2 separate regions of the Homo sapiens genome follow, and region 1 is linked to region 2. A link is a contact called in ENCODE Hi-C data. All regions are on one chromosome and are shown on one strand. Each heading gives the region's core, a stretch centred on a gene start or an enhancer-like site at or near the end of the contact. The rest is flanking DNA. Distances are from core to core; before and after follow the strand shown.

The links. Hi-C counts contacts between places; a loop is a spot of excess contacts on that map. Pooled maps may share reads with other maps.
Region 1: a loop to region 2 is called in a map with no recorded cell type, with 4 times the contacts of the local background. The contact joins two enhancer-like sites. A Hi-C loop is called at or near these places in 1 of 168 maps with a recorded cell type or tissue (B cell), 3 of 37 single-sample maps with no recorded cell type and 5 of 50 pooled maps.

Annotation. Positions count from the first base shown.
Region 1 is chr18:56,244,933-56,250,979 of GRCh38, forward strand. No RefSeq gene overlaps it. Among named protein-coding and RNA genes, the nearest start is that of LINC03069, 57 kb to the left of the region's middle. RefSeq lists an enhancer at 3,769-3,908 and a silencer at 4,039-4,088. Within about 2 kb of position 3,844, at least 2 of the 41 ENCODE cell types and tissues checked have a DNase peak (open chromatin) inside an H3K27ac peak, as active enhancers do; they include B cell, where a contact is called at or near this core.
Region 2 is chr18:55,333,383-55,339,703 of GRCh38, forward strand. The region is part of intron 8 of TCF4 (transcription factor 4); the gene reads right to left. Among named protein-coding and RNA genes, the nearest start is that of TCF4-AS1, 120 kb to the right of the region's middle. Within about 2 kb of position 4,854, at least 16 of the 41 ENCODE cell types and tissues checked have a DNase peak (open chromatin) inside an H3K27ac peak, as active enhancers do; they include B cell, where a contact is called at or near this core.

The DNA of each region.
Region 1 (6,047 bases), core at 2,594-5,093, 910 kb after region 2:
ACATACAGTGTGGAATAATAGACACTGGAGACTCAGCAGGGTAGGAGGATGGGAGGGGAGTGAAGGATGAGAAATTACTTCATGGGCACAATGTACATTATTCAGGTGATGGTTACATTAAAAGTCCAGACTTTGCCATTATGCAATGTATCCATGTGACGAAACAGCACTCTTAACTCTTAGAGTTAGACAAATTGACACAAATCTCCCTACCCAAGTGTCCAGGGAGAAACTCTCAGCCTTCAAGGACACCTTAGGCTTCCTGAAATGAATTTTCCTACAATGTTTTACTAATGGGTAACATCTTTAAAACAGAATTGTTCGGCCAGTCGCGGTGGCTCACGCCTGTAATCCTAGCACTTTGGGAGGCTGAGGTGGGTGGATCACCTGAGGTTGGGAGTTCGAGACCAGCCTGACCAACATGGAGAAACCCTGTCTCTACTAAAAGTACAAAATTAGCTGGGCGTGGTGGCGCATGCCTGTTATCCCAGCTACTCAGGAGCCTGAGGCAGAAGAATCGCTTGAACCCGAGAGGCAGAGGTTGTGGTGAGCCAGGGTCACGCCATTGCACTCCAGCATGGGCAACAAGAACAAAACTCTGTCTCAAAAAAAGAAAAAAAAAAACAACCCAGAATTGTTCTTAAATTCATTTCACCACTTTATGAAATAATCTGCAGAGATTTATCTTATCACAGATTTCTTTAAAGTGTTTCTTTTTCACAATAAATCACCTGTAAAACTATACATAAGCCATGGCAAATAACTCTTGGTAAAACTATTTTCTTTCTAATTAATACAAAATTATGATGGTAAAGAAGTGAGAATTTGAAAGATTTGAGCTCTATGACTTTTTTTTTCTTAAGGAAAACACAATGCAGCCCTCATTTAACAATGCGTTTTGGTGTTTTTGAACCAGTTCCTTCTCAGTGTTATCTGATTTTGGCAAACATACCGGAAAGACAAGATTACAGTCCCCACACTCTCTCCTTTCCAATCTTTCTGGAACCTTATTTGTATCTCTATGTCAACAGAGTGAAGAAAAGATAGTGTTTTATTTGAGCAGCCCACAGCTACTGGCATACTTCTTAATTAGTGTCTGTGACCAGTTAGCATTGTTTAGATTTCATTCAACACACTTCCCCAGAAACACAGTGCTTCGTGGCGGCTGCGGTATGCACCAGCTGTCTTTAATCTCTCAGGACCCAATTCACAGACCAAAAATTCTGTTATGAGCACAAATCTCTGAGTGGGCATTTGTTTATTTTCTGCTTAGGAGACAACTTCCATATATCTCTGCCATTAAAAATAAATCAGTACATAAAATAAATACTCAAACAAATACAACAGATCAAAAGCTGAGTAACTCACTTCCAACTAAACTGAACTAAAGGCTTGGCTCATGGAAGTGCCACCTCTGTTTGGTCAAGAAAATACTGCTCTTCTCTTAGAAATAATAAACTCATCCTTAAAAGCCAGTTTGAAGACTAAACATACCCATGACAAAGAAAAAGGACAAACAAACTTATGGCTTCAGGCAAAAACGTCATTATTTCCATTGGCCAAGCCATGTACATTCCATTTCTTTTAGAAGTGTTCTACTGAATGGCATCTTAATTTATCTCTTTTTTTTTTTTTTTTTTTTGAGACAGAGTCCCGCTGTGTAGCCCAGGCTGGAGCACAGTGGCATGATCTCGGCTCACTGCAACCTCCACCTCCCGGGTCCCAGTTCAAGCAATTCTCCTGCCTCAGCCTCCCAAGTAGCTGGGATTACAGGCATGCACCACCTTGCCCAGCTTACTTTTGTATTTTTAGTAGAGGGGGGGTTTCACCATGTTGGCCTGGCTGGTCTTGAACTCCTGACCTCATGATCTGCCCACCTCGGCCTCACAAAGTGCTGGGCATCTCCTCTTTTCCTAAATGTGCAAACAGAAATGTCTGCAGACAATGCTTGCTCATGGACACCTGGATGAGTTCTCCTCATTCTAACACTTGGAACAACAGAACACATGACCACCTTGTCAAGATTATGTGGAAGTTAACGGCAGCAGTGAGGAGATCCCACACCCCACTGTGTGTCCTGACTCTTCTCCCTCAGGAACTTACACACATCATTTATGTGACTTCATCATTTTCTTATCCCAGCACCCAGTACAGTTTCTGGCATGCAGTGGGTTGTCAACAAATGATTGTTTAACTAATACTAGGAAGTAGCACTTACATACATGTTTATTATTTGCCAGGCACTATTCCAAGAGCCTTGCAAGTATTAACTGCTTAATCTGCGCAACAGCCCCATGGAATAGCTGCTATTATTGCTCTATTTTACAGATGAGGAAACTTGAACATACAGAGGCAAAGCAACTGGCCCTTCAATAGCAGAGATGGGATTTAAACCCAGGAATTCAGGTTCAAAAGACATAGTCTTGATTACCACACTACACTTTCTCTGCCCACATCCCAGCCTCCAGGCCTTAATTTCCTCATGTAACTAGATGGTCTCTGAGGTTCCTTCGAGTTGTGTAGAGTGCGATTCTAGTCTATAATTCTTGGATAACCAGTGGGGCATAGAGAATCCTCTATTACCTATTCATCCCCTCAGAACATTCCCAAGCCTTAAACTCCTGCTAAGATTACATAAGACAGCATGGAGCCATGGTTTGCCCTTTTCCTAAAAGAAGAAGCTTTCTGTGAAAATACAACTATTAGGGCAACAAGAAAACTTCTCATGGGCCCAATTCTTTCAATATCATTTTAATAGACAAATAGGTGATAGACATGATAATGATTCCTAGAATCCCATTCAATAGCTGCACAAGATGAACCAGCACAAAGAGCTGGGACCTATGACAGCACAAAGGGTCTCTAATGCAATGTGGGATACCAGAAAGTGTAAGGCCAGTCCCAAGCTGGTCACCTAGGAAGGCATTAGGAAGCCATGAGATGAGAGTGAGGAAGTCAAGGCTATAAATGCGTGTGTGTGTGTGTGTGTGTGTGTGTGTGTGTCCCAAGAAACTAGACTATAAAGGAAAGCGGAAAGGGACAATGGCAACAACTGGAACACAAAGAGGAAGACAGATTTTTTTAAAGATAAGAAAAACATGTCTATAGTTTCCAAAGAAGTAATCTGTTGATAGTGAGAGGTAGAAAACACCAGACAGAGAGAGAATGGATCATGGATAAAATATGAGTCTGGTCAAGTTAGAGAGGTGGGTGTGAAATGGAGAAAATAATCTTGAAAAGCAGGAAAGGCACCTTTTCTCTTCACGAAGCTGAAATGAGAATGGGTCCCCACGTGGCCTCTACTGATTCTCTCCTCAGACTGGAATCTTAAGGTAGCTGGGCATAGGAAATTTAAACTATCCTTGGGGGCTCTGCTGACACCAAAAATAGCTTCTCTACGAAAAGCAAAGGAAAAGCTAGTTGCCAAATGTTAGTGGCTACTGTTGGGGGTATTAAAATTGAGTGCCAATAACTATTAACAGGTATTCACAGGTAGAAACAGAGAAGTCTGGGGCATGGGGGCCCCAAACAGCCAATGTTGCCCCCAACCAACTGTCCAGGTCCCTAAAGAAAATATATGTGGGAAAAAGAAAGCAATGCTAAATGACACTTTCTTTTTTTATTCCACAAATGTGTATTAAATACACTATGCACCAGGCACAGGTGCTAGGGATATAGCGATGAAAAAAACAGAGGCCTGCTCTTAAGGGATTTACATTCTATCTCCAAATTCATTAAGAGAAGTTTGACCTCAGATTGTCAGCCCCAGTTGCCTGTGTGGCCTGCCTCCGACTCAGAGACCACCCTGCCATGTTAGAATGGCTACACCTGCCAGCAAGGCACAAAAGAAAGTGAAAGAGACAGAACGTTTGCCCCAAAAGTGAAAGCAGAACTGGTGAAGGCCACCTGCCACAGCAAGGGAGAGAGGAGAAAGCTGCCCAAGACCTGGGGTGGGGGTGGAGGGGGGCAGGGGGAAGAGTGGGGGAAGACACAGAAGAAAGGATGCTTCTGGGCCTCATCCCCTGGGCAGTAGCCCTGACACTAGTGTCCTTTCTGGCCTCAGAAACCCCAGAGGGAGCCATAAGAGTCCACACCCAAGCATGCTAGGACCTAACTCAGCACAGTGGTAGTGGAAGCCTCACTGGGGAATATGAGATTCCCCATATTTTACCCTATCCTTAGGGATGATTCCCAAATCAACATTTAAAGGAAATGAAATCGGTCTTCAATGCTGTTAATAATCCTGACCCAATCTCTCTCTTTGATCTATTATTTGTCCTATGTACACTTTGTACACAGTGGTTTTCTCATTGGCTCCAGACTCTGCCTTGACCTGTGTATTCCCTTTGCCTTTGCTTCAAAAGTATAATCTCCCACCTGATCTGGCCTCTCTTCCTTTGATAGCTATTTACATGGTCTCTTCTTCTATCCCAACTATTCTGTGCACTTTCCCCACCAACCTCAGCCCATGTGGCTCTCTCCTTTCCCTGAGCTCTTCGGATGCCCACTATCTGTGGCTCTCCCTAAGATTTAGCATTTACCACCATGTTTATATGTCTTGTTCCCTTTCATCAATTATAATTCCATAAAGAAATCCTTGACAACCCCAAAACACCTAATCCATCACATTGCATATGTTTAGTATGCAATAACCGTTTTAATTTTTAAAACTACTTACACTGTGCTTACCTTACAGAGGATTTAAACAGGTGGTTTCAGTATACTTTGGTTGATGGATGGATGGATCAACTGACTGATTAAAGGTATTGCTTACCTTTATATATATTACGTATATATCATATATATCATATATATATAAAGTGAGGTTCACACAGTATGAAAGGTCCTCAGTAAATGAAGGAGATCACCATCGCCAACCTGCTTGATGGTGGGATGTAAGTTGTCTTTAAGTAAATTACAATAAGCATATACCTTTTGGCTGTGCAGGTGTGAAATCCAGGGTTAAATTTCCTCCTGCACCTACAACATACATAACGAAACAAATGTAGAAACAAATAATAGGGAAGTAAGTTATAGATGGTCCTTTAGAAGTCAATTTCATCTGCGCATCTAACCATAAAAGCAGCATCTGCTCTGCTAAATACAGGTGTTTTATATCCTTGTCATTAATTGGAGGGGACATTATGTCATCATACATCAACAGTTAAGGTTGGTGAAAGTGCCACTTATCTCAGGTGCTGTCATTAATCAGGTTCTTTTCAGCTTGGTGACTCCAGAGGCTCGTCTCGAAGCTGCTCTATGTGAATGGGTTTTCCCTGTAGGTTTGAGGTGTCCTTTTATTATCATTTTGAATGAAAACCTTGGGACCCAGACGTAAGAGGCCATTAAGGGAGCTGTTTCGATGCTTCAGAGAAGAGAGACATTTTCCTCCATCACCTTCATTGCCCCCACTCTCTGTGTCTCCACCAAGCAGCCACGGTGGAGAGGAAGGCAAAGCAGCACAAGCTGTTGTCTCATCACGGTTTAACCCATTACTGAATTTCAACAAACCAGTGCAGCTGGTGCTTCAACAGAGCTGGAAAGCAGCAGAGTCCTAGAAGGAAGCACTGTCTCTTTCTATCTGACACCGATGTCATCTAGGTGCCTTCTTGGCTACCTCAAACCCACAGTATGGTGTCCCTTCCAGACAGGCTTCTGGGACACATTCTTCCTTGTCTCTGCTTTCATTGAAAATATCTGTCCTTAAAATGTCTGCCCTTTATCCCATTCCTGCAAAGCCACTGGAAGTGGCGTAAGTTGTCAGGAGCAATAATGGCAGCCTATTTAAGTAATGATGTTATAATTTCAGCACCTTGAGCCTAAGAATTAAAGCAAATATGTTCAGGTAGCAACTTGCAAATTAATATGGGGAGTCAAGTCATTTGATCCATATCAAATTCTTACTCAGGGAGCTTCTACTCGGCTCTGAAAATAGAATCTCCTACCTATCCCACCTTGGTACCTGATTGTTTCAACATGTGCAGGAGACTGAAAGAATAAGGTGGGGAGTGTGCTTATGATTCATCTATTCAATAGATATGTGTTGA
Region 2 (6,321 bases), core at 3,604-6,103:
TATAAAAATAGACTTTTAATACTTGAGATATTTTATCTCTATTGTCTATGGCACTTTCTCCCACCAGAAAAAAAAAACAAAACAAAACAGAAAAACAAACAAAAAAAACCCTCAACTCACCTCCGCATTCCCCAATATATCTTAATTTCTTTGAATAAAATGCAGGTGCTTCATTTCAAATGGGGTCCAAAGACTGACATTTAAAGCTAACATCTTAATAAGTGGCTATGATGCTTAACATGTTGGCATTCACAGCACTTCCACTTGCCCCATGTAAGTAAAATTGGGCCATACCACCCTACTGTGTATTACATCTAATCTGGATTCTGTAATCTCAATTGCGATTATCCCTTTTGTTGTTTTCAAGACTGCAAGTTCACAGTGAAGTTGAAAGGCAGGACGAGGTTTATTTTATAGTGAATATTGTTTTTGCTCTCTGTTGTTGAGTTTGAAGCACAGCTGTGCAAAGTAGTTTCAATGAACCAAGGAATGGTCCCAGAACAACCAGCTCAGAACTTTGCCCTGAGTTCACAAACTATAGGCTACATGATAATTATATAAACTCCTCCAGAACTGTGACCCCTTTCATGAATTTTTAGCTGGATCTGTCTCAAGTAGTATTGATTTACATTGATCTCAAGGGTATTTTTTTTTCTCTGATTTTTACCCAATTTACACAGCAATGAACAAGGACTCAGCCTAATTTCATTTTCTATGCAGTAACTAGTGTTATTTGCATTCCATAAATGAAATGGAATGTGGGGACACAGACTAAACTGCTAATTCAAATAAAACCATAATATTAAGAGCATTATCTTTTATAAAAGAAACACAGTTTTATTTAGTAAAAGCATTATTCTTAATAGTAAAAACAATAAAACATCCTAAGCCATACTCTACATGTCTTAAAATACCCCGAAATAACTTTTATAAATAACATATAAGTCTTGTATTTATAATTAAGTGTGCACAGTAAATGCACTCTTTAGGTATAGTCCAATAAATTATAGGAGAAAAAATTCTGCCATAGTTTCTAATCAAAATCTCCAATTGCATAATTCCAAGATAAAAATGAACCTTAATTTAAAGCATTAAAAACTCTGAGCTAAGACCCCCAGCTTAGAAAAGACATTCCTTTCAAAAAAAAAGAAAACAGCATAACCTCTTACCTACTTAAAATTTATTCTAAATAGGAGTCAGTGCCTTCACCTTTCTAGAAATGAGAGTATATGCTTCAAAATAATAATTCAAAAATAAAATAAGTGATACCAGTAATTTGGGTTGTCAAGTTGAATTAATAAATTATTACTGGGCCAACCTGGAACCAAAATTATCAATCGTTCAAAATAATTCATAGTCTGTTCTAGGAAACATCTTAATCCTAGCTTAGAGAAAAGTCACTGCTCAGGAACACCTTTCTTCAGTGACTAAGAAGCTCAGAGGCACTCAATTTCTAATGTCAAAGATACCCATTTAAATGGCTTAATATCTAAACATATCCTGACAAATTATTCAGATCTTACTTTTCAAATGTGAGAGCAAAGGGAAAGTTTGGCAAATTGGTACTATGTTTTAAATTTAATCATAAAATCAATTCTTGGGAATTGCAAATAATGTCTTAGAAGTCAGCTGAGGACCAGATTTGGCCACTGAATGCTCTGTGACGCTCTTGCTGAAAGACAAGAACAGAACACACACATTCAAGCAGGAAGTGTGCCGGCCACAATCATGGGACTCACACCCAGGGAAACCTGTCCTTAATTTATCCCGTCGTGTGTAGATTTGGCAAGGATCTCCAAATATCATTTACATACCATATGCCCTGAATTACCTAGGCACAATGGCTGTGGATAAATATGTTTCAGGTCTGACTGTTTGCTTCCTTTTATAAGTTTTGCAGCTTTCATTTCATTTTTCACATTGCTAAATAATTTAATGTAATATTGCGTGTTGTAAAAGAATGTTGTGTTAAATCAATAAATAGTTCATTGTGTCCTGTGATAAGCAAATAAATGCTCCTGAGGTAGGTGACCAGGAGACATTATTTCTCCTATGAAAGAATCAAAGAAGGGAAATCAGCTGTTTATGCTTTCAACTCATTTTAACCTTTGCCTTTTTACTAGGCATATAAATGCAGGCATTCAAAAATAAAGAAGACAGAAATCATACAGTCTGACTTATGTGAAACATACAGAACCGGTCAGCAAGTTTTCATGTCTAAAAAAGACCCCTGAAAATCTATTCTTGGTCATTCTTGTATTTGTTCTTCTTACAGTTTACAGACATTATAATTACTCTATGCCTTAGTTTCCCTCTCTTCCATAATACAATGGTATTAATAAAAAATGTAGTCATATTTGTGTAGATTTTCAAATGACACTTAGATTAATAAAAATGTATACTTAAACTAAAAAGATCAAAAGCCTAAAAAAAGGCTTGGAGCAGAACTACATACATATTTTTTGTTGTGTACTATAAATTTGACTGTATAAACTTCCAATTAAAAATGACATTCACACCATCATTTTTGATAGAATTTTGCACAGTAGGAATACTCATTAATGCAGGGTAATACAGTGTGATAAGCAGCTTAGACATCAAAATAGTAAAAAGGAAAAAAAAAAGCCAGTTGGTCTACTTTTTATATGAGTAAGATAAAACTTAAAAAATTAAATACCTGAAGAAATTTGAGAAAACATTTATTGGCATTTTAAAATTATGTCAAATCAAGAGCATCTATTCTCTTGTCAGTTTCTACTTCAGAGATCTCAATTCTAATAAAAAAAATCACATTTCCATCCTATGTTTGATCATGATACATTAAATGCATTTCAATATTCAAAATGAATTTAAATATAATTTTAATACTTTTACTTATTCTACAATTACCCTCCTAAATAGAGAGTATGTCTGTGTATACATTTTTTTTTACTACTATATGAAGTATCTGAAATATTTCAATTTTTTTCAGCATTGGTAAAAGAAAGGCAAAAGCCCATCAGCTACTAACCATGTGCACGTGGGTCATTTTATGATCTTTAACTAGAAAATACAAAATGATCATATAATTATCTATTGTATGTTAAAATAAATGGCAAATGAGGTTTGTCCATATACTAGGAGAGAAATAAATAAAAGGCAATCGAGTAATTTCAGAGTATTATCAAACAATTTTGCTTTCTTTAGGGGGCAAGAAAAAGAAAGAAGCTACCATTTGAAGGCCAGCAATGAAAGGGTTAACAGACATATGCTGTATAATTAGGAGATGCATTAATGATTATGAATAGTAAATGATTTGGTGCAAAGAAAAAAATTTTAGTCAAAGGGACATGTACCTATCTTACATGTTTATTAGTAACTGTATATAACTAGAAAATTCTGCTATTAAGAATCTTGCATTATTGGTGTAAATACTTCCAAGGGTACATCAAATTGTAATCTTTCATACGACATCCATCAAACCAGGCTGGAGATTTTGACAAACATTAAACACAGTAAGGAGGCAATTATGTATGCATGATTTAATCTGCAACTAATTAATATGCAAATTTATTCATATGTTAGTTACTAAATTAAAAATGCAAAGAAGCCCTTATGGTGATTCTCGAAATTTTGCACAAACAGAACATTTAAAATGTAAGAAAAATGAAGTTTTTTAGAAAACTATAACACACTTTTAGTGTCCCCAGAACCTGTTGCATTAAGAAGACTCAAAAATATGTGTTTAAATACTAGATAATAATTTAAAAGGTGTGCTAATTTTACGTGAGAATGTGGGAACAGAAAGGTTAATCAGAATTCTCTCGAACTCTTAAGAGATACACTCTAATTACCAGACAAATGGTATTCTATTTCTAAGCTTCCTTCCCTGCTTTTGGGTTGTCAGAAGTTGGTCATCTTACTGATATCTTATATAAATGGTTAGGAGTTTTGAGGGGAATAAATAGTATTTGAAAGCAACCAGATATAATGAAAATTTAGGGTAACTCTGAGACCATTTGGTGTTCACTAAACATACAATTCGCTCAAGATGGCAACTCGCTCTTTTTGCCTTTGGGGAACAGCTCTTTGCAAACAGAGAAATGGGAGGAAAATCTTGAGAGAGGCTAGAAATTCTACCAAACTCTCTTCCAAATGAATCTTCAAAGAAAATAATGTGGCTAACCAAAAAGCAACAACCTCCCAAAAAAGCAGAAGGTAATTTTATCTGAATTCAATCTGGCTATTTTAGTCCTACATTTTCCAGACAGTCCAAAATTGATTTGAATCCTGTATGTGAGATGAGGGGTGCGGAGTGGTGATAATTTAAAAATATCTTTGGGTGTCTGTATACAAGGGAGTATCCCTTCAAGTGCACTATATATTATTCTTTGGTATTATTGCCTTATGCCAGAACCTGATTCCCCTAAGACTGCCTAGTGATCAGCAGTGAGATTTTGTATGGATCACCTCTCATCTGTTTACCTTTTTCATCCGACGTCCGATGGCCATGTACATACACACAAAGCTCCTGGAGCTGGCTCTTGGAACAGCTGTACTGGCCTCAAGAAATCAACACAAGTCAACTGTATGAGGAAGCACAATAACAGCATCTACGGCTCTTCCTAGGGCACTGAACTCTCACCCATGTTAAAAAAAAAAATCACCATCAGTCTCGCTGCTGCCAAGTGACACACAAAAAGGAAGTTAACCATTGGCTGTGACTTGCATTCACAGTCTGACTCTGATTTCCCTGCTTCCCTTAGCCCATTCTGATGCCAAGCGGACTACAGCTTGCCCATTTCATTTCGACCACGGCAGCCAAAAAAAGCACTGCCCCACCGTGCGACGACAAGCAGTCTGTTTTGATATTAGTACCTCAGTATGTGATAGAAGAGAGTCAGATGTCCTCAAACTATGTGCCCTCCCCCGAGGGACTCTCTCCTGGCCCTCCTTGGCCAGAGAGATGGCAAGCGTGCCACAAATCCTTAGCTTTGAAAGCACAGGGGACGGAGAGGCACTATCCGCAGGCTCAGACAGAAATGGCCATGAGTGCCTCTTCTTCCGGGGAGAGGATTCAGGCCCTCCAATTCCACACTCTAGTCTAACTGGAAATATTAACTCAGATTCTATTCACTCCCTGCCAGCATACAAAACACAAACTGAATTACATAAGAAAAAGAGTCATTTTCTTATATAATTAAATTGTAGTAAATGCTAGTAAGTAAACATCAGGTTTCCTTCTTTTTCTTTCATGAAAGACAGAGGAATATATGGGGTTCCCGAAAATTGATTTTTTCATTGATTCTTAGGGAGGAAGATGAGAGTGAAGTATTCTCCCCCCCACAACAAATTCTGATTTATTTGCTAAATGTACGGAATCTGACTGTAACCTGGTTTAACCTCTGAATGTGCCTTGTAATGTTCTAGTTCTCTCCAGCACTAATAGATCATGCTTTTTATAATTCCAACGAGGCATCGTCAGGTGAGGACTGCAATTGCTGGGCATTTCAAAAGTCTGAGAGTACCCTGGGCATCTTTAATTTTTACAGGTGACTCAATTTTTGTTGTGACCAGAACTGAACATAAAGCTTTTAAAAGCTTAAATGTACACATTTATGCATTCATTACACAGTGTTAAATCTAATTTGTTCTTTTTACTGTCACAGGAAGCACATGTTTAAAGCAATCTGTTTCCTCATGTGAATGCTTTCCTGTCTGTTTAAAAAAAATTGCGACACACTTTACCCTGAGTAACCAAGAGGTGATCATAAATATCCCTAAATAGCATTAAACAGATATGAAAGACATTAACACTTTCAGAATGCCAAAGTAGTATTAAAAAAAAATTCTAACAGATGCTCCTAGGTCAAAAAGTGAAATGTGTGTTTCCTGAAAAAACACTCTCATCAGAATCATAAATGAACTGTGAGTGGAGAAGTGAGGTGTTGCTGAACAAACCAGGATCCTTTTGGTGAGGAACACGGCAATCCACTGCCAACGTGTACTTGCCATAAAAAGCCAAATCGAAATGGAAGTTTGATGAAAACCAATATCCTTTGTAATCCACAAGGTGGCAATGACTACAAATGAGGGGTGGCTAAATCGGATCTATCGGCTTTCCAGAGAAAAATTATCTCTGTGAACTGAAGCATCAGTCCCTGTTCAGGGTGTACACGGAAGAAGTTCAGGGCTCATCAGCCAACAGGGACTTTTCCCGAGGAATCTAACTCAGTGCCTGGTTTTTCTGCAAATTAAAATTGGCTGGGAAAAGACATTCATTGTGGAATGTGGAGACCACGCTTCCGCTCACACCTCCCCCCTCCCTACTTTCAGCAGATG